Linked DNA regions of Mus musculus: all the other regions are linked to region 3. A link is a loop called in an ENCODE intact Hi-C map of the cell type or tissue named here. Cell type or tissue: gastrocnemius. All regions are shown on one strand. Region 1 overlaps Gm30551 (predicted gene, 30551). Region 2 overlaps Mast4 (microtubule associated serine/threonine kinase family member 4). Region 3 has its middle 12 kb from the start of Gm41046.

The links. Peaks named below come from ENCODE experiments on the same cell type or tissue, not always from the same donor. Only the 100,000 strongest peaks of a DNase experiment are listed, where the experiment ranks them.
Region 1: a loop joins it to region 3, with 4 times the contacts of the local background. A loop is called at or near these places in 5 of 42 quality-filtered maps.
Region 2: it touches region 3 in a loop (11-fold over the local background); 31 of 42 quality-filtered maps call a loop at or near these places.

Annotation. Positions count from the first base shown.
Region 1 is chr13:103,642,444-103,650,443 of GRCm38, reverse strand. The region is part of intron 1 of Gm30551 (predicted gene, 30551); the gene reads left to right. Among named protein-coding and RNA genes, the nearest start is that of Gm24870, 4.5 kb to the right of the region's middle. In gastrocnemius, CTCF peaks have their summits at 4,253 (motif pointing right) and 5,808 (motif pointing right); DNase peaks (open chromatin) are centred at 4,070, 4,206, 5,855, 7,264 and 1 more place.
Region 2 is chr13:102,740,893-102,748,892 of GRCm38, reverse strand. It overlaps Mast4 (microtubule associated serine/threonine kinase family member 4), which reads left to right. Exons shown (of 29, transcript NM_175171.3): 27 at 6,811-6,947. Among named protein-coding and RNA genes, the nearest start is that of 1700099I09Rik, 15 kb to the left of the region's middle. In gastrocnemius, a CTCF peak has its summit at 3,767 (motif pointing right); DNase peaks (open chromatin) are centred at 3,765 and 4,206; H3K27ac peaks cover 1,382 bases.
Region 3 is chr13:102,674,790-102,682,789 of GRCm38, reverse strand. No RefSeq gene overlaps it. Among named protein-coding and RNA genes, the nearest start is that of Gm41046, 12 kb to the right of the region's middle. In gastrocnemius, no CTCF peak of the experiment used is centred here; a DNase peak (open chromatin) is centred at 4,096.

The DNA of each region.
Region 1 (8,000 bases), 970 kb before region 3:
ACCAAAGTGTGGACACTTTGCCCCTTCTTAGAATAGGAAACAAAACACCCATGGAAGGAGTTACAGAGACAAAATTTGGAAGTGTGACGAAAGGATGTACCATCTAGTGATTGCCATATCCAGAGATCCATCCCATGATCAGCTTCCAAACACTGACACCATTGCATACACTAGCAAGATTTTGCTGAAAGGACCCAGATATAACTGTCTCTTGTGAGACTATGCCAGGGCCTAGCAAACACAGAAGTGGATGCTCACAGTCAGCTATTGAATGGACCACAGGGCCCCCAATGGAGGAACTAGAGAAAGCACCCAAGGAACTAAAGGGAACTGCAACCCTATAGGTGGAACAACAATATGAACTAAGCAGTACCCTGGAGCTCTTGTCTCTAGCTGCATATGTATCAAAAGATGGCCTAGTCGGCCATCACTGCAAAGAGAGGCCCATTGGACTTGCAAACTTTATATGCCCCAGTACAGGGGAACACCAGGGCCAAAAAGGGGGAGTGGGTGGGTAGGGGAGTGGGGGTGGGTGGGTATGGGGGACTTTTGGTATACCATTGGAAATGTAAATGAGCTAAATACCTAATAAAAAATGGAAAAAAAAAAAGAACAAATAGACAAAATGAATCTCTTCAAGGTATCCAGCCTCAGGTATTTCATTATAGCAAGAGAAAATGGACTGACTGTTTCTACGTCACTCAACCTTGGAGGCCAGGGAAGGAAAGGCCCAGAAGCAATTTGCCTGTGTGTTTGCCTGGGGTGCCATGGAAGGAGATGAACACTAGGATTGGGTGAGGGGCTGTTGTATTTATAGCTGGTGGCCAAGTGTGACTGTTGGCAGCTTCATCAGACATGCTGTTGTGGCTCGCACAGTGCCAGGCTTGGGCTGGGTGGCCTTCTGCTTATTGGCAGGAGCAACTCCTTCAGCAGCAGCAGAGCTGAATGCACAGTTCCCGTCTACTTTCTGACCCTGCCTTGGAGCTCCTTTGGCTTCATCACACCTTTGACAGGTGTGCTTCCAACCCCACTGTCATTTCTACAAACACCTCCTTGATTCATTCTTTTCTACTCCAAAAGTCCCCAAGAAGCTTAGAGTGGTGGCCCTTGCCTGCAATCTAGCGCTTGGGAGGATCAGGAATTCAGGGCTAGCCTGGGGTACACCCTGAAACCCTGCCTGCATCTCCCCACAAAGGTCCCCAAGAATTTTGTTTCCCTCAGTGAAAAGTGATCTACACAGGATGTTTCTGGCCAGCTCCACAGTCACTCTCATGGGGCCTGGGTTCGTCCATGTTCCCTTGACTTTCCACTTTGATTTGACAGCTTTTATTTTTATTTTTTTAAAAAAAAGACAACCAGCCAGGAAGTTGATGGGTATATCAATAGACTGGAGTGCTTAAGGCCAGGAGAGAAAGTGTGGGGCTGTAAAGAGTAGTTAAAATTTGACCCTGAACTTAGTTCTGACAGTCCCATGTCAACTTATTTATTGGAGTGTTAGCTTCTAGACAAGCTTGTCACAACGTGACCACACTGCCTGTTGATGCGTCATGCACTTGAGCTGACCATGGCAGCTCTTCCAATTTTCCTTCAACTGTACTGTATTTCAAAAGCAAAGGGAATGGTGGCTGGGAAGATGGTTTGTTGTCAGAGAATTAAGCAGGGCAAAAATGATGGCTCCTTACTTTTCAAATGCACATGCACACATGTGTTATCTTGAATGTATGTTTCAGGGGACACATTTCACTATTAGTAGTAATAATAGCATAAAACCAAAGGATTTAACCAGAGGTTTATTGGATTTGTGAGACTGGAAGTTGGGAGTAAGTGTGGACTTCAGTGTAGCTGAGTGCAGAGGCTCCTGCCCCATCACTGCAGGGCGCTTTGAGCTCTGTTGGTATTTCCTTTCTTCTTAGGCTGGAAGTTGGCCATGGCCTGCATCTGACAGAGTCCAGAAGAGGAAGTGGGGGTTCCTCCTGGGCCTTTGAGAAGCCCGTGGAGAATCTTTCTTTTTTTTTTTTTTTCCCATGACTTATGGGACTCAAATCAGTTATGCCCTGCTGGAGCCAATCACTAAGATAGAAATGTGCCATTCTGGAACTGGAAACCGAGTCCACTTTCCCATATGGTCTTCATGGAGAAGGGTTTTTCCCAGAGGGAAATGAGGATGCCAGTCAGCAGGGAAGAAGGAGGAGGAAGGACCACCGGCATGATGGAAATTGCGGAATGCACAGTAGGACTCACGAGTCTGAGTTCTGACTCAGAAGGCCCTCTGCTGTGTGCAGGCAATTGGCTGTTTTTCATTTTGACTCATTCAACAAATGCTTATTTTATTCCTGTGTGTGTAAGCCAGAGGTCCAGCTTGGGTGCTCTGAAAGTGCTGTCCACTTGGTTAGGACAGGGACTCTTTGTCCTTAAACTTGCCAAGTAGGTCAAGTTGCTGGGCCAGGGAACTGTAGGGATCTGCCTGTCTCAGGCAGTGCTAGGGTTACAAGTGTGTGCCATCAAATATGACTTCTCACATAGGTTTTGGGGATCAAACGCAACTTCTCATGACTCTATGTCTAGCGTTTTGCCAACTAAGTTTTCTCTCCAGTCTTTTAACAAATGTTTACTGAACCATTAAATCAATGCCAAATTTATGCCAAATGCTAGAGGTAAAAAAGAGTATTAAAGATACCGACATATCCTTTAAGGATTTTGCACTCTAGTGGAGAAGAATAGGAAAACAGAAGTATGAGACATACAGAAAGTTGAGGCGCAGAAAAAAGGAGAAAGTTTCATAAACATAGAGGAAGGTGCAACCAAATCTGTACAAAGCAGTGGCTCTCACCCTTCCTAATGCTGCAACCCTTTAACACAGTCCCTCATGTTGTGGTGATCCACAACCACAAAATTATTTCACTGCTACTCCCTAACCATTCATCTTTCTATTGTTATGAATTGTAATATAAATATCTGATATGCAGGATATCTGATATATGACCCCTGTGTAAGGGTCATTTGACTCCCCTAAAAGGATTGAGACCCAAAAGCTGAGAACCACCGGTATAGCAGGGAGTGAGTGGACATCTGGGGACATAAGGAAGAGCATCATACTCAGAGGGAGCAGCATGCACAAGGATACAGAGGGCAGAGGAGGATGGCAGGTTCCAAGATTCTATCTGCATAGGTAAGGCACATGAAGGACACGTGAAGGTTGTTTAGAGATGATTCCTAGAATCCAAGTTAGGGAAAGGCTTGGAATTCTCGGGCAGAAGAATTCAGTCAAGAGGATGGCAAAGGCAGGATTGAAAAGGCTACTGTGGCATCGTATTAGAGAGGGTGAGCCTGAAGGCTGGGTGGCTGTTCTAAAGCCAATGGAGGGGAAGGAACTGAGGGCATGAATAGAGACAGGATGGGAGGTTCAGCAGAGGGGGACTTGGAGGGAAGAATCGTTGGGCCTGGTAATTCTCTGGGCTAGGGGAGGTTGGAGGGAAGCAAGGGGAAAGGACATATGTGCAGCCATGCCATTCTGAACATTCCAGATCCTGGGAGCTAAGCAGGGTCAGGACTCGTTAGAACTTGGACGGAGAGAGGCGTGCGAGAAAAGTTGCTTGAGTGAGCAGGTGATGGTGTGTCAGTAACTGAGCTGGAGTCTGGGAGGAGGGTAGTGTAGATCTGAGAGAGGAGGGCAAGTTCAGTTCTGTACACGAAGGTGAAATTCTTGTGGGCCATCTGATGCCATGATGGGCAGTGTCGAGGACTGGAGATCAGATCTGGAGGCTAGAAAAGGTCTCTGGTGATGAGCAGGGCAGATGGGATGCTTGTAGTAGACGGCTAGGAAAGGCCATTTGGGAGAGGAAGCTTTCACACATACATGCATGCATACATACATACATGAGAGCGTGCATCAACTCATGCACACTTCATACACCTGTCCAGTTCTCCAGGGTGCCTTTCCTAATAGCTATAGCACTATACATCTGAACATGGGAGGAATACGCCCACTGACCAATTAAGGGGATAACATCTCTTTCTGGAGAGTTTAGAGGGCAGGGAGCTGCCTGTCTGATGGGGTTATTGGACTTGAGGTTAAGTGTGCTTATGACAACAGTGACAGGATTCTTCAGCCTCCAGCTCCCTTCTATCCCTTCCCCCAATCCATCAGGCTTTGGAACATTCCAGGTAGACATGGCTGGATGGTATCTATGGTTTAGCCGCTGAGCTTGTCCTTGGTGCAGATATTGCTACTGAACACTAGGAGGCGCTTCCGGGCACTCAGCTCAGCCTGGATGAGCTAGATTGTACCAAAAGGTGATCTACAAGCATATTTCCTTGCGTTAATGTGACACAGGATTTGAAGTCTTAAACAAGCTCCAACTGTAGTCCTAACTTGAGCTCAAAAGCCACTTCATATGACAAATGCAATGACCAAGACAAGGAAACACTCTACAGAGAAGATTTTGTTTTATTTTTATGTATTCATAATCTTGGTCTTGAACTATTTGTTGAACAAATAGGAGAGCATACACTTTTTCAAAACCGCAGGAGGCCTTTTCAGTAAGGAATGTGTGATGTGTCGGTCTTGACTGCTGATTTGGTGGGTCTTAGAACCAATGAAGGAGACATGGTGTGTCTATGAGGATGATTCAGAGGATTGAGAGGGGAAGACCCAGTCTTAGAGGGAGTGGGTGGGACCATCCCATGCCCTCCAAGAACAAAAGTGTCAGGAGTCTGCCTATCATTGCTGCTGCCATCCTCCAATGACAACACACTCCAGCTGTTTTGTTCTTTCCATGTGGACTGAATACTCACAGCTCTTGAGGGATTTGGTGGCTGTTTGGAACCCATTTTGAGTGGAGGCATCCAGCTTTACGGACCTAACCTCTCTGGGCACCTCTGCCTCGCCAGCATGTAGGCTGCCATTGTTGGATGGCTTGGAGAAAGATAAAGGGATTTCTCTTCAGGTTGTTTGTAAGCCAAGCTAATAATTCTCCTTTGATAATGTATTTATGTTCTGTTGGTTCTATTCCTTTTGAGAACCGTGCCTAACAAAGGACAAGAACGGGAAGCCATATGGTCGCTCTTTCCCTGGGCTTCAGGCAGCCTCCAGGGAGGTTTCTTCTCTCTCCACTCGATCCTGACACTGCTGGCTTATTCAGAGAGTTCTACTCATTTCTTGATTGGAGAGGGTGTCTCAGAAATGCAGACTCTTATCTGCTGGAACAGCTTGAGCTTTCTGAGACACCCTGGAAAAGTGTTAGCTTGCTACCGTCAACCCACATTGCTGGTGGTCTGTGTAACAGTAAAACTTAGGTTGTACTGGTCAGCTTGGGATGCCACAGTTTTTAAGGAAACCTTGCAAGTTCTCGGGTAAAAGGAAGAATGGCAGCCAGTTTGAGATGAAATGTATTTTAAAAGTGTTATTTCAAAGGGGGACATGTTCTCCACGTGACGTCATCCTTTAGTGCTTCTCTCTCCGTTCAGGCAACATGTCTTAGATCGTTGGCCCATATGTCACTCATTCTCGCAGCTACATTCATGGACTCAAGAACACAACTGGTGATATGCCCCGATTTAAATAAAAATAAACATATAGCAAGCCCAAAGATGCTTGGTCCCTTTCTTGTTTCCACTACCATACATGACCACTGAATGGGTTTTCTCAAAGTTCTAGTTCCTGGAGCATGAGCAAGTGCGGCAGAGAATTACAAAAGGCTGCTCTCTGTCCTGTAGATATAGACAAACTTTGATTCATCCACTCAAAAAAAAAAAAAAAAAAAAAAAAAAAAAAAAACTTCAGCAGCCTTTCATATGTGATGCCACTAGATGTCACTACACATCAAGTTTCTTGAACGAACCAGTGGGAGGCCTGCCCAGCCACTGTGCCTGCCTCTCCTTCTATTAATGTTTAAAAGCTGCATTTGTACTGGCTACACTTTCCACATTGAATCTTTTGTTTAATGTGACACTCATTCCTAGGAGCCCAGCTTCATTCTACTTAACTGTAAGGCAGCCATCCCTTGGCTGGGGTAACTCCTGTTGTTGCTCTTCTGTCTAACATACTCTCCCTCCCTCTTCCCCTTCCCCCCTTCCCTTCTCTCCCTTCATCCCCCCTCCCATTACTTCTTTCTCTCTTGGTGCTTTCTTCAGTTGGGGAGAGGTCAGAGGGCAATGTTTATACCTTCCTCTGTAGCTCTTACTTTTTGAGACAGGGGTCTCTCCATGACTGGAATCTGCTGCTTGGCTAGACAGGCTGAGCAGCATCCCTTCAAAAATCCCCTCCCAGCCCGCACTGTGATTGTAGGCACAGGGGCCATTCTTGGCTTTTTACGTGGATTTCTGAACTCAGACTCTTTTGCTTGCTCGGCAGGCACTTCACCGATGGACCATCTCGCTCTCCTCTGACTGCTTCCCACACCAGTGAAGTTCTTGCTCTCTGGCCTGTTTTGCCTGTCCAAGTACAACTGACAAACTGAAATCCAGGTAGCTAGGTTCTTCAGGATATGTGAGTTCTCCATAGAGGTCATTCTGGCTGAATGGGCCTCACATGGGACCCCATGTGAAGCATCAGGGGTGATCAGGAAGTCTGTCCTCTCTAATAACCTCTATGGAAAAGGCCTTTGCTAAAACAAAACCTCTTCCTTTGATCCCTTTAATCCCTTTATCTTTTCTGGGCTTTTTTGTCATATATTCTGTGACAGCTCTCAGGGGACCAAGGCCAGCAGAATTTGCTATGCCTTGGGAATATCTATCCCCATCAGTAAGTCAGACAGTAGGAAGGAGAACTTTCGTCCCCAGAGGGGCCCTTCAAGTGTGTGTTTGATGTTGACGGCTCTCTTTGTCATGAAGAATGGTGTTCAGGGGAGCCGGGATCATATGCTGTAAAGATAAAACTTGGGACTTAACATTTTGCAAAGCCCCTACATCTATCATGCCACCCCGATCTCACGGCAATCTATTAAGGAAGACAGGATGGATATTTTTATTTCCATTTTACAGAAGAGAAAACAGAAGGTCAGAGAGGTTAAATGGCTCACTCAAGGTCTCCTGGCTATAAAAACCTGCATCTTCAGCTTCCTGGGCCCTGAGCTCTCTGTCTTTCATGATCTCCAGCTGCTGCTGCCTGCAGAGGGAATTGTTAAGGGCTACAAGGAGTGGACCTTTTTTTTTTTTTTTTTTTTTTAGCAGGGCGGGCAAGAGATTTGGTGCGTTAGAATTCGAATTCAGGGCAAGAATGAAGTGTCCCTGCCTGGTTCTTTGGCTGCCAGCCACTGCCTTGGCCAAGGCATACTCAAGGCACATGTTGGCACCTGAAAAATTGCCTGGCTGGTACAGCCCAGCTCGCTGAGGCTGCGTTGTTGATGATGTGAAAAGGGGAGGTGTATAGAGGAAGCGTGTGGAAATGCCTCACCAACCGCAGAGGATTTAGAGAAGGCAAGTTTCATGCTACTGTGCTTATTTCCTTAGCGAAAGGAGAGAGAGAGAGAGAGAGAGAGAGAGAGAGAGAGACACAGAGAGAGAGAGAGACAGAGAGAGAGAGAGAGACACAGAGAGAGAGAGAGAGACAGAGAGAGAGAGAGAGAGAGAGACACACACACACACAGAGAGAGAGAGAGAGAGAGAGAGAGAGAGAGAGAAAGAGCGCTGAATATTGTTAAGTCCAACTAGAATGTAAAAGGAAGTAGATGAGGTAATGACAACAGTGACCCAGGCTCTATGCATCCTCTTCAAGCGTTCCTGGTCCTGGGGCTATCAGGCACAGGTCAGGGAGAGGCATGGAGATATTGCCTCTGTCACAGCTGCAGCCCATGCCTGGGTGCACTGCATCTATAAGGCACTTTGCTAACCCAATGAAAACCACTAGCTAATCACTAAAATAATCTGTTAATCTGTTGAGTAGGACTCCTTTACTGATGACTGGAGGCTTTGAAAAATACTGCTTAATCAATGATGACGACAGAGCTAATTTTCTGCTTTAGCCACTATTTGACAGAGAATGGAATGGCGCACATCCCTGC
Region 2 (8,000 bases), 66 kb before region 3:
CTGAAACTGTCTTAGACCGTGAGAGCCTGGAATGACCGTGGAGAGTTTGTCTCCTATTGAGAGCTTGTCTCCTGTGTCTTTCAGTTTTGAGGACACTGTTGAGAACAGTGGACAAAGAAAGTCCCGTGGTCCTATCTAGGTGTTCACTGTGTGTGTGTGACCTCTGGAGCTGGAAAATAATTCTCTCAGTTGCCAATCATTTTCTACCGGTGCCTTAGATCAATGATATTTCTAAAGCAAATTTTTGGGGTTGTTTGTTTGTTTGTTTATTTGTCTGTTTGTTTTTTCTTTTTGTGTAACCTTGGCTGTCCTAGAACTCTCTCTAGATCAGGCTGCCTCAAACTCATAGAGATCCTCTTGTCTCTGCTTCCCAGAGTGCTGGAATTAAAAGTGTGTGCCACCACCGCCTGGCAAGCTAAAAGAACTATAAGATATAAATGGTAATTGCTTTAGTTAGCGTCCTGTTGCCATGACAAAGACCGTGATCAACAGCTTCTTGGAGATAAAAGGTTCTGTTTTGTCTCAGAACTTATAGTCGGTCTATCATAAGGAGATGTAAGAGCAGGAGACTGGAAGAGGGACTAAAGCAGAGGCCATGGAGGAACACTGCTTCCTCAGTCTTTGTTCCTATATGCCCCAAGATCATCTGCCCATGGGTGGCACGGTCACCACTAGGCTCTGCCTTCCCATATCAATCAAAAAATCAAGAAAACCTCCCACAAGACAGTCAGATGGGGGAGCATTTTCTCAGTTTAGGGTTTCTCTTCCTAGATTACCCTAGTTTGTGTCAAATTGATTAAAAATCCGAACTAACCAGCATAGGTATAAATATATACATCCATTTATACATGTATATATAATACATTATATATTACACTGTATGCATATATTATGTATATGTATATATAATATTACATATACATGTATATATATTTATATCTGTGCTGGTAAATTATATATATACAGTATAATATAGAATATGTCCTATATGCATGTATATATATGTATTTTATATAATATATATTGCACTCTTCATAACAGTAGTGTGTTATATGCAAAATAGCTCCTACCTCAGCATGTATTTATTTCATAGAATATAGATGTTTATGGAAGAAGAAAAATAAGCTGAATTTATGTTATATGTTAACATGATTCTGGATTTCTAAACCTCTCTTCTTGCTTCTGTGAGATTGTATATGTAGTCCCCCTCCCCCTAGAAAGGTCTTTGGAAATGTCTTAGAGAGCCAGCTGGCCCTCTGTGTGACCTTTCACCTCACCTTGTGACTGTGATCACCTCCTACAACCTACAGCTCCATCAGAGGGTACAGTCACTGTGGGCCACTGCAAGGGTGCGAACATGGTGGGGTGTGCTATGCCATGGCACTTCCTGAAGCTGTAGAGTGCTCTGGCACACATTTAAGGCAGTAGATCCTGCCTCTGGATCATAAAGGAAGCACCCAGGAGCAGTAGCTAGTGTAACGAAACAAAGAAGATGCAAGGGATTTAATTATCGCCCCGGCGGGCGGGCGAATTGCGTAATCATGCAGCTTTCTGCCAAACTTAAGCAGCAGTTCTTGAACAAAGAGTGTAAAGTGACCAGCATCGGCAGTGGGCGTCTACACGCCATGGCCGGCTTCATACTGCAGTGGCAGCTCTGTGTAGTATACCTGGCTGATTAATTTACAGCCTCTGTGTAGTATACCTGGCTGATGCTAATTTACAGCCTCTGTGTAGTATACCTGGCTGATGCTAATTTACAGCCTCTCATGGCATCCTTAGGAAACAGCAGCAAGATCACTAGTAGGGCTGTGTGCACACATGTAGAAGCACAGGAACTACAGTATCTGTCTCGTGGGTTGAGAACACCAGGAGCACTTTCTACATCTCATTGCTGCACCTTGAGTCTCATTTCCCCTTACAGCGTTGAAGTAGCCCTGCTGTGGAACCTTCAGCTCACGAGTACAGGGAGGCGGGTCCAACAGCAGTCAGCAGTGTAGACTCCTGGGATGAGTGGATGGTCAGGTCCCTCATTCCTTCCCTTCCAGGAGAGCTTGATCGTGGGACAGCATCAGTCTTTCTAAAATAACTTCATGGTCTTTCGTAGATGGAGACCATAGTGTCCCAGTTTTCAGCCTTTGCTCGAGCGATAACAGGTCAGGCTTAACCCTATAATTAAGGAACTTTCCACTCAGCCGTATTACTTTGTTTAAATTCTTGGTGCATAAGAAAACCTCTAGGCCTCACCAGCACTTGGTTCAGGAACTTCAGGAACTCTGGGAGCTTCTCAAGTATGGGGTGGGGACAACCAAATGGCATGACTGTCATCCTTCCGTATTTCCTTGTATTTCCAGAGCTTTGGGCTAAATGCTGCAAGCGTCATCTAAAACAACTCAGGGAAATAGCTGATGGGGAGCTGAGGTTATAGTTCCGTTGGTAAAGTACTTCCCTGGCAAGCATGGGGACTTGAGTTTGATCCTCTAGAACAGTGGTCCTCAGCCCCCTAATGCTGTGACCCTTTATTACAGTTCTCCATGTGGTGGTGGCCCCCAGTCATAAAGTATTTTCATTGCTACTCCATACAGTAATTTTCTTACTGTTATGAATCCTAATGTGAATATCTGACATGTGATCCCCTAAAGGGGTTATGACCCACAGGTGGAGAACCACTGCTCTAAAACCACACGGGGTGCAGACACCTGCAGTCAGTGGCACTTGTGCACTCACCACTGGGGAGTAGAGACAGGAATGTCACAGGCTTTGCTGGTCAGCCAGGTCAGCCTACTTGGTGAGTTTCAGATCATGTATCAAGAAACAAGGATGTCTTCTGGCCTCACATGCTTGTGCGTGTGCACACGTGCACGCACACACACACACACACACACACACGATCCTACACAAAACTCATACACATACATAGCTAATGAAGCAAGAGTACTTGGCACCCGCCAGGCTCTGCTGGGTTTTACACAAATTCATGTGACCCTCGGTTCTTCTCTGAGGCAGATGCTATAAATAGAGGTGTCCCCATTTTCCAGACACACAAACCAAAGTAGAGAGCCATGAGCAAGGCAGCCACAACCATCTGCTAGGTCAGTGATTTCAACCCAGGCAGCGTGAGTCAGAGGCTGTGCTTTCAGTGCCTACCACACACTTCTCCAACACAAGCATCTAATTAGGAGTGCCTCATCATCCAGTGCTCACAGTAGGAAGGCCTAGCATCACCAGGCTATAATCAAAGTGCTAAACCTAAGGAACAGACTGTAAACGTGGCAGAAGTTCCCAAGAAGGAAAGACTACTGGCATCGAAAAAGCTCAAGAGAACTGAGGGTTAATCTGTACAGGCCTTAAATGATGGTTCGGGGAGTTGAGGAGAAGTAGGGATAGCCCAGGCAACATGGATAGAAATGCAAATGTGAGGTGGGTGGGTCTCAGGTGTTGGGAAGTACACAGTGAGCCTAGTAGGTTGAGGCCTTGGTTCATGTTGGGGTAAGGTGTGCTAGCAGGCTGGAGCTAGGGCGGAGGATGAGAGTCAGGGCCACAACACAAGGGAGGCCAGAAGGAAGAAACCTTGACTCAGTTCAGCCCACTTAAAACTTCTCCTCTCCCCTTGTGCACTGAAACCCGGAAAGACTTGCAAGTCAGAGCAAACTAAGCAGACATCTAGCAGTCAGCTTGCCTAGTTCTGTTGCTGCTGCTATTGTTTTCTCAGACAGCTATCACAGAGTTCTCTCACGCCCCAGCTTCCTTGTAGCTCCTGCTGTAGCTAGGTGGATCCACTAGGTGGCAGGCTTCGCAAACAGCACCCAGTATTTTTTTTTTTCTATTCATTTACCATTTCTCCTGATGCTTCTGATTAATATTTGCATGATGCACCTTGTGCATTTTTTACTACAGGAGCTGTCTTTGGTGTATGAATATCAGTCCAACAAACCGCTTTTTGAAAAGTCATAAGTAGAAACAAACAAAAAGTAGGTTTAGCTTTTGTGGAAGGGGGCATTTATTCAGAGCCTCAATACATGCTGAGTCAGCGGGCCCTGCTCCTCTCCATTTTCTAGTGAGAAGCACTCATGATTTGTACTCTAATTTATCATTCACAATTTTATCATGCTTATGCCTCCTTCGTTTTTCAGTGATCTAGTTCTCTGAGCATGCCCCACATGGCCCATGATGGTTTGCTGACCGCCACTGTGGTGGACACAAGCCAGGCACTGGAGAGGTAGAGGGGACCAAGCACCCGCTGCCCATGCGGAGCAGATCGGGAAGGAGGGGCACTGGGGGATGAAGGACAGAGTAGCCAGACTTTGATGGTTCCATTTACCACCATGACTCTGAGAGCAAGAATCTCAGGGGTCCTTGAAACTGTTATCATTATCTATAGTCCAACAATGACAGTCCTTTCTCACCTCAGGAGTAGTGACCCAACCCTCGGATCTTGATTATAAGAATAAAGATTATACATGAGAATGACTTTAAAGCTAAATTGTATTTTTAAAACACCAGGTGGCATTGTTAGCCTCCTACTAGGATATGAAAGTCTGAGCCAGGTGTGACGGGACATAACCACAATTCTAGCCCTCCAGAGGCTGACGAGGAAGAACTGGCACATGTTTGAGACCAGTGTGGGCTACCCTGTGAGTTCTGGGCTAGCCTGATCTACAGTGTTAGACTGTGCTTTAAAAAAAAAAAAAAGGCAATGTTGAGATGCATTGGAATACAAGCCCCAGTGGCTCATGGGATATCAACCTAGTGATCATATGGAGGTGTGTGTGCACTCAGTATAGGAAAGTAGCAAAGAACACTTTTGAAAGATAAGTCCCAGCAGCCTTGTTGCCCCTTTTCATCCCATTCATGAAGGCCTCCTTCCACGAATCTTCAATAGCGAATTTTCCACTTGGTGAGAAATAAGCCAACCTCTCCCGTTAAAGAAAATGTAAATGTTTTAAAGTTTTGCACCTACATGTAGGACATATGACTTACCTTTCTGTTGGAATTCAGACCCCACCTACCTAAAATATTTTCTGCAAATCTATTATTAGGTGGGAGATTATACTTCTAAAATGATATATGAAGAGCTATGAAGGCAATAATAAAAACACTGTGTTTTCAATTATAAGCCAGAGATAAAACATCAACAAAGAGCTCCCTGAAGCAGTGGTGGCCAGCCTGTGGGTCGTAACCCCTGGCGTTTGCAAACCCCTGCATATCGGATGTGTACATTAGGATTCATAACGGTAGCAAAATTACAGTAAAAAAGTAGCAGTGAAATAATTTTATGGTTGGGGGTCACCACAGCTATATTAAAGGGTCACAACAGTGGGAAGGTTGAGAACCACTGCCCTAAAGAAATATAAATAACTAAGGAACCATCAACTCATAAAACTGAAACTCAGAAAAGAGTAGCGGTGGGGAGACACCAGTAGGCAGCCAAGACAAAGCATGTCCTTAGAGAATCTTTGTTGAGAAGTTTCCAGACATGTGAGATGGAAAATAGAGAGCTACAGATATGACATTAAGATTGTTGATAAGATGTGCATATGTTTATACATGTTCAAAGAATGACGAGGATGCGCTAGGGATGATGTAGCTATGTAATTTAATGCCAGAGTGTTGCTTAGCATACACCAAGGCCCTCCGTCTGATTTTCACGCTTCCTTCTCAAAAACAATTAAAACCCAGCAGGAGATAGATTGAAATATCATCAGTTGTAGCTGAGTGGAGATTTCAATGATTTTTTTTTCTTTTACTTATGCTTTCCCATTTTTGGTTTGGTTTTGTTTTGTTGTTTCTTATAATAGCATGCGATCCTTCCCGATCAGGGGAAAGAAGGCAGATATCAGCCAGGCAGAAATCTGCTTTCCCAGTCTCTGTTCCCACAAGAGTTTTCTTCCTGTTGCTCGGTATGGCTTAGAACTTAGCTTCTAGGTCCTGGCATTTTAAAAGGCCCTTGTTCTTGGGCTACTTCTTTCAAGTTTATCATGGCCACCTCTGACTTTGAAAGACTGTATTTGCTCTCTGGCTATTATGACATGCACAAAGAAATTGTAGGTAGCAGAGTCTCTGCCCACCTGACCCAGTGCCCCTAGGCCTGGCTGCTATTCACCTTCATTACTAGGACCTGCCTAGAATTCCCATCCCAAGGTGAAGTGAAAGGACTCAGAAGCCCACCGGGAATTATGTGACTGTGCGTGACCTGGTTAGAGTACTCTCCCAGGGGCGGGCACATAACTTCCCAGCACTGTGAGGTGACAGGTTTTATGACAATAAGAGAGGAACCTTCTAACATCATTACAAATAAAAGTCTCATTCGGTTCTGTCGCCCTATGATTTCTAGGTCAAAGAAAAACACGAAACAGAGAAAGAAGGAAAATATATCAAGCAAGACCAGACAGCTCCTGGGCACATTTATATTTAATACATATGGATGAAGATAGCTGTTATTTATAGAGTCCTTTCCATGTGTCACACTTGGTGCTAAAGGCTTTGCAAGCTCTCATTTACTCCTCTGCTGAGCTCTAAGAGATGGTGGGGTCCTGCTGGGAGCTAGTACAGTCTATAAGGAGCAGCGAAGGGCAAGCAGGCCTGCCGAACTTGAATTTGACTCCAATATATGACTCCCACTCACCAAAGAGACTTGTTACTTTACCTTCTCCCACTTTTGCATTGGCCGGAACTCATGGGTCCAGGATTATTTAGCAGCAGGGGGACGCCTTTATTGATGCACCTATCTTTTTACTTGTCTTGGAATCTCTTAGTTCTGATCTTGCATCTTCACAGCATTTCTTTTTAATATCACCTCAACTTTCTTTTTAGAGTGGGAATAAGGTGTCTATCACCACTACTCCATTTGAAAACACATCAATCAAAACGGGACCAGCCAGGAGAAACAGTTACAAGGGCCGGATGGTGAGACGAAGCAAGAAGTCCAAGAAGAAGGAGAGTCTAGAAAGGTAAGTTGGGTCCGGCCTTCTTTAAAAGGTTGGCAGCCGCCTGTGTTGAGTAAAGTATATTCCTTATGAAATATGTCTGAGGAAGGTATGTTTCACTACATGTGAGAAATGCTATACCACAGTTCACAGTAGACATTCAAGGTCAGCGGCATTGCATGTATAGCAGAAAGAGTCATTGCTCTCAGTGTATATGATTGCTATTAGTTTTTAGCATGTGTCGACACCATGAAAAGGCCTTTTCTGGCTTAAATTTCTCTTTTTTATTTTTGTCTTTTGTGTCTATGTGTAGGCATACACATGCCACAGTGCATCGGAGATCAGAGGATAGCTTTGGGAGCTAGTTCTCTCTTTCAACCTCAGGCTCAGGGGACTGACCTCAGGTGGTCACGCGCCTGTGGAAAGTGCCTTTACCTGCTAAGCTATCTCAGCAGCTCTGCTGTATTTCATTTCTCTTTGTGTTGTTGTTGTTGTATTTCTTTAAGCCTTTAGGCATCATGTCAGGAGAGTTGGATTTGACACACTTGACCATCAGGCAGCTTTCCACATGAAATCTGCATTTAAAATATCGTGTGTATGTAACTAAGAAAGTCTTAGCATATATCAAAAAAAAAAAAAAAAAGCCCCACATATTTAAGCCTTTGAAATAAGCCTGGAAATAAAAGGCTCTGTGTGACTGGAATCTAGTGAGGTGGCACACATTGGCAGACAAGGAAGAACCAAAAATTCTATGTACCGGCTAAAGCCCGTGTGAGCCTGTGCTCTGGGAAGGGGTGTTTCTTCCCAGTCCAGGCATGGCTTCTTTGAGCTACCATAGTGGGGATCCCTTGTTCACCTGAGCCTGAGTCTCCTCACGCTGAGTTTGGATAGAGATAGAAAAAGAAGTGATTTAATAAAAGTGCTTCATTAACTCCAGGAAAAACAAAGTCATGTGAGCAGGAAAACACGGAGAGCCCACCTGAGGCCGAGGACCCTGCAGGAGCCACTTAAGTAGTCAGATTGGTGGGGGTCAGGAGTGTAGTATTAGAAGACAGAGGTGACTTTATGAGTTTAATT
Region 3 (8,000 bases):
CAGTGTATAGAGAAAGGCCTTGTGCAGACATGCAATCAGCTGTTTCAAGTTTGGAGAAAATGGTACAATTCTAGCATCGTTTTCTTTTTATAGAACACAACTAGTTCCTGTTGCAGTCTATTATTAACAAACCAAGAAGAAGAGAAAGAAGAAACTCTGAAATTCTCCTCTCACTTTCACATATAAGCCTCTCTGAGCTTATGGTAAGTGAATCTATCCCTTGTTCTATACATTTATACATTTAAATCTGTATGACAAATAGAGCCTGTTTGTGTTCTTGTTGCTAGTGCTGGATTTTAGACACACCAGAAGATGGCATCAGATCCCATTACAGATGGTTGTGACCCACCATGTGGCTGCTGGGAATTGAACTCAAGACCTCTGGAAGAACAGTCAGTGATCTTAACTGCTGAGCCATCTCTCCAACCCAGTTAGTAAACTTTTCACAGTGAAAATCCATTGCTGGATTTTAAATTAATGCTGCTCATTGACCCTGTCCTGCATGTATATGATGCAGTCTGATCACTCTGCCCTGCTCTCTTCTCTCCCTTCTGTCTTCTGTCTCCTCCTCCATACCTATTCCTTTTCAGATTCATGACTTTTGGTGACCCATTTCGGATCAACCACGGCCATTTATAATCATTGGATTAGAGTTATCCTTTGGAGTCTGGTGGGCCCATCAGTGGATAGACAACTGAAGGCAAGGACAGCCCCATCTCCTTGAAGCATTTAATAGCAAATGTGAGTAAATAGTTCATCTGGGAGAAGTAGGGCCTTCTGAACTCCTCCCCCATTCAGTTCAACTGCTGGCTGACTGGCTAATCCTTGTGTAAATCTAGTGGATGCATCCCCAGCTGCTGTGAGTTTGGGATTGCAATGGCTGTGTCTTGCTTGGCATTACCCAATTCTTTTCCTGTTTTCTGGATACGATACTCTTTTTTGTCTCTTCTTCCTTAACATTCTCTCAGCCTTCGGAGGGCAAGTGTAGATGTCTTGTTCCGGGATCAGTACTCATCTGTCATGTATTCTTGGTACCTTGTGAAGCTGTGAGTCTCATCTGTCATGTACTCTCGGTGCCTGTGAAACCCCGAGTCTTTACCATTGTTCACTGATGAGGCTTCTCTGATGAAGGCTAACAGTAGCTTTTGCTTACAGGTAAAGACCAACATTTAGAAGGCAGCTTGATGCTTTGTCAATTTTGCTTAAAAACAGTATTCAGTTACTCACTCCCAGTACCTATGACTTCTTTAGCTACGGGTTTCCCCTCAGGTCTTTGGTACCAGGCTTGGATTCCCTCTTGTGAAACTGGCCTCAATTCCAGTTAGAGAGCTGTTGGTTAGTGTACCCAACACCCAGAATGCCACTACTGAACAAGTGGGCACAGTTTGCTTGGTGGATGGCCTCATGGCTCACAGGGTTAACAGCTGGATAAGATCAACGATGCTCTCTCCCTTAGCAGCTTTCAGAACATCTTCTGGAACCACCAAAGCTAGCTGGCAGAGAGGAAGCTTCTAGCTCAGTTCTAGCTTGATTTCTCTATGTCATATATATATTCTTCAACAATAGGGTCTCCTATAATCTGGTTCTGGTAGGCAATCATGAGGAATGACAAGAACCTGCATAGTTCTGGGGATTTCTGGTGCCTTCAATCAATAACCCATAAGGAGGTGTTCAGGCCTGGCACTGGAAATTTTGTTAAATAACTCCCAAAGTCTAGAAGCTTCATTTCCCAGTCATGTAAGATGATTGCCTTCTAACTCAATCTCTCTCTCTCTCTCTCTCTCTCTCTCTCTCTATATATATATATATATATATATATATATATATGTATGTATATGTATATATAATTTTTTTCTCCCCCAAATCTAAGCATGCTTATCTCTGATTAAAGTGAAAAGGGCTTGTAGCTTTTACACAATTATCCTAGTTAAGAAACATGACACCACCCCCCACCACCACCACCAAAAGGAACTTTTGGAACTATATCCTACGAATATGTAGCAGGCAAATACCAAATGCTCAGCCTTCTGAAGCCAGTGGCTAACTACACATCACACACCCCATCTGATGCCAGATAAGCACAGCATCCTGACCCAGCCCATCCCTAAGACTCTTGGTATTCTCTTTCAAGAGAGAGAGAGAGAGAGAGAGAGAGAGAGAGAGAGAGAGAGAGAGAGAGAGAGAACGAATAATCTAACATCATTAATGCACAAGAAGCAAACATTCTAGGTCATTTATAATTCTTTATGATTCTTGAGTAATGAATCCAGGAAGGAAAGTGGCCGGACATTCTAAGTGGAGGTGAGGTGTGGGGTGGAAGGACACAGGATGGGGGTGGGGCAGTCATTAGCGCAGTCAGGTTTGCTCACCTTTGTGGCTTCACCCCCAGAGCTTTTTCTTGTGCTATTTTTGCTTATAACCCCCACTGTTCCCTCAGAGAGTCCTCATTTTGCTCAGGCACACATAAGGACCTGCTGCCCACATCAACATATAAAAAGAGAGAACAATATTATTAAAAAAAAATCTGTTATTACTTCCATTATCTACATTTTGCTTTTTAGAATTTGTATTTCTAAATTTTCTTTGTTTCTTTGTTTCTCTCTCTCTCTCTCTCTCTCTCTCTCTCTCTCTCTCCCTCTCTGTCTGTCTGTCTGTCTGTCTTTGGTTCCTAAGAAGTAGACAGTAAGACTGAAGGAGCTGAAGGGGTTAGCAACCCATAGGAAGAACAATATCAACCAACCAGACCCTCCCCCCACAGAGCTTCAGGAACTAAACCACCAACCAAAGAGTAGACATGGAGGGACCCATGGCTCCAGCTGCATATGTTAGCCTTGTCAAACATCAATGAGAGGAGAGGCCCTTGGACCTGTGAAGGCTTGATGTCCCAGTGTAGGGGAATGCCAGGTCAGGGAGGTGGGAGTGGGTGCGTGGGTGGGGGAACACCCTCATAGAAGCAGGGGGAGAGGGGACGGGATAGGGGGTTTCCGGAGGGGGAACCAGGAAAGGGGATAACATTTGAACTGTAAATAAATAAAATATCCAATAAAAAGAAAAAGGAAAAAAGAAAAGAAAAGAGAGAGTGGAAAAAAAGAAGTAGACAGTAAGAGTTGCTGTAAGAATTTAGAACCTGCCACACAAGCTACAGAACTGGCACACAACTGGGTGAGTGGGCAGGAAGGCTCCTTTCTTCACGCACCGTGGGACCAAGCTGGAGAGAAGCAGGAGTAAGAGGAGAGAGAAGAGAAGGAAAATATAAGATCACTACTTTTCTTTGAACCAAGAGGATCCAAACCACCAGGAAAATGCCTGAGTTGGGTAGGAAGGCAAGTATCCCCGTGGAGAGACATGGACTGGAGGGCCCTGGGGCAGGTAGAGAAAGGAACAGCCTCCGCAGGAGCCTGGAGAGGGCTGCTGTCTTCTCCCAGTGTGTTCCTACCTCTGTGTTTCATTTAATTTTCTCTCAGTAAGTGGCAAAACACCTCCCAAACCAAACCACGCAGCGAAAGGAAAGAAGGTGAAATTTAATATGCTTTATCTCAAAACAACATCAAAATGTTACATAAATCAATATAAAATCAGCATAACTCATACAAGTATGAATCAAGCTTGTTGGGAGGGTAGATCTTTCCAAATGTGGTCAAGATGGTAACTCTGAGGTGACAGAAGAGCTACTGAGGTGGTTATAACACACTTCTATGTCAACCTCAGTGGTGACTTTGCCATTTACAGCATAGCTTAACTTCATTATTTTCAATGGAACTGTCTGTTAATAGAATTCGCAGTTGAGGAAGTAGGTTGTCAGACTCCTGTGTTCATAGCCAGGTTGATTTAAAGGTTTTTAAATACCCGAGCTGAACATCTGCTGTTGTATTTAAATTACTTTAATTCATACGAATGAATTAAAATCCAACTTTCAACTTTTCAGAGGTGCTCAGAACACCCAGTCCCCCATTTCGCCTGCTTGTGGGCTGAGGTCAGAGTAAACCCCAACCTGTCTCCATCCTCTGTTCAGGCACAGGACTTAGTTGAAGTTTGGCTTCTGAGCACCAAGTACAGTAGGGTTTATTTCTTCGCAGCATGCAGCTGCCACCTAGTGGCCACTTTCTGAATGTCACATGGAGATTACCAGGAGAACAATCATGGCACTTCAGCCTTGCTCTGAGGACCAGGAGACATTCCTCTACTGGGGACCTGTGTGGCACTGTACTGCTGATGTGTCCTTGTGGCTTGAAGGCTGTATTAGCAACTTCTGGAGACTAAGAGATGACCATCATTTTCCATACCCCTAAGGTGTTTGTAGAACAATGAATATACCCCAATATCCTCCATGCCCCGGAGACAACTCCGTGCAGAAGTTAAAGTCACTACTCTCCTCTGTGCTAAATTCTATTGCAGCTTCTGAATATTTTGTTTGCTTGAAAATTTCCTTCTATTAGTAGTAAAACTGGTGACATCACAGGCCTGCCTTTCCTCATAGTGTATTAGGAGTCCGTCCAACAATTATGGTTGGGTAAATGGATGGACTGTCTAGCTACCAGTTCCTGGTCCTTTCTAGAACTAGTAGTACTTTTTTTTTAAGGGTTTATTTATTTTATATATGTGAGTACACTGTTGTTGTCTTCAGACATACCAGAAGAGGGCATTGGGTTCCATTACAGGTGGTTGTGAGCCACCATGTGGTTGCTGGGATTTGAACTCAGGAACTTCAGAAGAGCAGTCAGTGCACTTAACCGCTGAGCCATCTCTCCAGTCCAGAGTTGTGATTCTTTGAATGCAATTTTTGTGTATCTGGCAAAAAATGCCCTTCAGCAAATTTGCATAATTAAAAAATCTTTATAAGCCTTATTACCTTGCTTTATCTTGACATCAGTGTATATTACACTGTCCTTTAGAAAAACAAACAAGCATAATGTTCTTTGCCTCAGAAATGGGGATGGGGGTGGGATAACTCCTGGTGGCAAAGACAGGCTTTTTTTCCCCATTTGTTCCACTATCTCCGTACTAACATGTTTCACAGATGCGAAAGTAGTCACTTCCTTCCCTATCAAAAAAAAAAAAAAAAAAAAAAGTTCCAAATACAAAATAACGCGCCCAAATTTTAGAACTTCAAACCACATTAGATTCACCAGTCTCTGCTTTCTGAGTTTGCATACAACTTGAGCAGCTGCCTCAAGCTCCTGACACCAGGACCTCCCTGCCAGGAAGGGCTGTATTATTTAATGAACTGTGGGCTGACATAACCTGGCTCCCCAACAACCTCTCCAAAACCCTTAAAAGCAAACAAACACATGAACCCCTACTTTAATATGTTGAGTATTTCCTGTGTCCTGTATAATGAGCATCAACTAACTTGACCAAAACTACTCTTATTAAGGTCAACATTTAATTGGGGCTGGTTTACAGGTTCAGAGGTTCAGTCGATTATCATCAAGATGGGAGCATGACAGCATCCCGGCAGGCATGGTGCAGGCAGAGCTGAGAGTTCTACATCTTCATCCAAAGGCGGCTAGTGGAAGACTGACTTCCAAGCAACTAGGGTGAGCCCACACCCACAGTGACACACCTATTCCAACCAGGTCACACCTCCAAATGGTGCCACTCCCTGGTCCAAGAATATACAAACCATCACATTCCACTCCCTAGTCCCCATAGGCTAGTTCAAACACATGAATGTATGGGGGGCCATATTTAAACACAGAATAATGCAAAATGCATTTAGTCCAACTTTCAAAGTCCTCATAGTCTATAGCAGTCTCAACAGTGTTAAAAGTCCAAAGTTCAAGGTCTCTTCTGAGATTTATCCAATTACTTAACTGTAATCCCCAAAGAAAGACAGGAAACCAGCTGGGCAAACTCCAAACTCTGCATCTCCATGGCTGATGTCAAAGCAGTCTTCAGATCTCCACTCCTTTTTCATCTTTGTTGACTGCAACAAACTGCTTTCTCCTAGATTGGTTCCACTCCCTGTTAGCAGCTTTCCTCAGCATGTATCCCATGGCTCTGGCATCTTTAACATCTTGAGTCTCCAAGGCAATTTCAGTGTTACAGCTTCTTGTTTCAGAGTCTGGGATTCCACTTGATCTTTTGGGCTCCTTCTAAGGGCTGGCATCACTTCTCCAGCTCTGCCCTCTGTAGCACTCTAAGCTCAGGTTGATCCACTCCACTAAGGCTGCTGTTCTTGGTGATTATCCCATGGTACTGACCTCTCCAATACACTGGGGTGTTCCACTCCAATAGGCTTCACCAATAGCCTTTCATAGGCTCTCTTCATGGTGCCAAGCCTAAACTCTTTTGCATGACCCCTTCAGTCCTGGGCCATCAACTACAGCTGAGGCCACACCTTCTCCAATGGCCTTCCATGACCTCTCACAGTGCCAAGCCTCAACTGTTCTTCATTACACCTTCAGGCCTTCAAAACCAGTACCACCTGGGTAACTCTTACATATTACCAAGTCTAGCCACAGCACAAGGAACAACCTTGGCTATCTCTGGAACAGCTTCTTTGTGCTCCCAGAAAACAATTTTCAGAAGATTTCACCTCAGTGATACTGATCTCTTCTTAATCATTGCTAATTTCTTAGCTCCAGCTAACCAGCATTAATTGTCCCAGCAGTTCCTTCAGTTCTTAACTCTAGAGCCAGAGCCACATGGCTGAAGCTGCAGAGTTCTTCTGCTTGCAGGAACTAGAACATGACCCACTTGTACTATTACACTGTCACTGGCTTTCTGTTTTCCAAATCCTTCACTGCCTAAGCTTGGCTGTCCTGGATCTTGCTCTGCAGATTGACCTTGAACACAGAGATCAGCATGCCTGTCTCCTGGGATTAAAGGTATGTACCACCAAGTCTGGATCTAAATTTAGCTGGGTAGGATCTTGCCTCAAGGTCCCACTCCCTTAATCTGCTATCTCCTAGAACACAGGATTTTGTTCCATTTCACTTCCTGGTACCCCTTTAATACTCGAACCATATATTTTATATTTTTCCTTTCTCAGTTTGCTATGCTTGTTCAAACTTCTCTTCATAAGACTTAACCAGAGAACAAAGTCTCTGCTGGGCTTTTTTGAAACTTCCTTTGTCAGTGCAATTAAACTGAGTCTCTTCACCTTAGCTTCAGGCAGACTTTTCAGACAAGGGCAAAAAGTAGCCACATTCTTCACCAAAATACCACAGAAACAGTCTTTATGCCACATTCTGAAATTCTTCTCCTTTGAAACCTCTTGGGCCAAGTCAACACAGTTCAAATTACTCCCAGCAACAAAATCTTCCATATTCCTACTAGGATGACCCATTAAGCCCCATTTAAAGCATTCCACTGTGTTCCGAATCCAAATTCCCTAAATCCACATTCTTTCAAATAAAAGCATGGCCAGGTCTATCACAGCAATACCCCAGTCTCTGGTATCAACTTCTGTTTTAGTTAGGATTTCATTGCTGTGAAGAGATACCATGACCAAAACTATTCTTACTAAGGTCAACGTTTAATTGGGGCTGGCTTACAGGTTCAGAGGTTCAGTCCATTATCATCAAGATGGGAGCATAGCAGTATCCAGGCAGGCATGGCGCAGGCAGAGCTGAGAGTTCTACATCTTCATCCAAAGGCTGCTAGTAGAAGACTGACCTAGAACTAGTAGTACTTTATTCCAGGTAGGCATCTTCCATTTTCTATGCAGCACGACTAGGATATCATTTCTTCATTCTCGGCCATCAGCACCTTTCTTTGATCACACACAAAGCATATATACATGACCTTGCTTAGAATGTTCATAAGACAGAGGTGAAGATTAGAATGACTGTTCTAATGTGTATCTATAAATTACCTATACCCAGCCCCCTTTGGATACAGTACCATACATACCAGGAATGCTTTGAGTCTCCTGGGACATACATTGACACTACCTGACTAGCTCTAGTGTCTGGAGCCCGACCTAAAAAACCTGAAATCACTGTGACTTTTTTTTTTTTAATGACCCCAGGGATCCTAAGTGTTGTCTGGAGAGA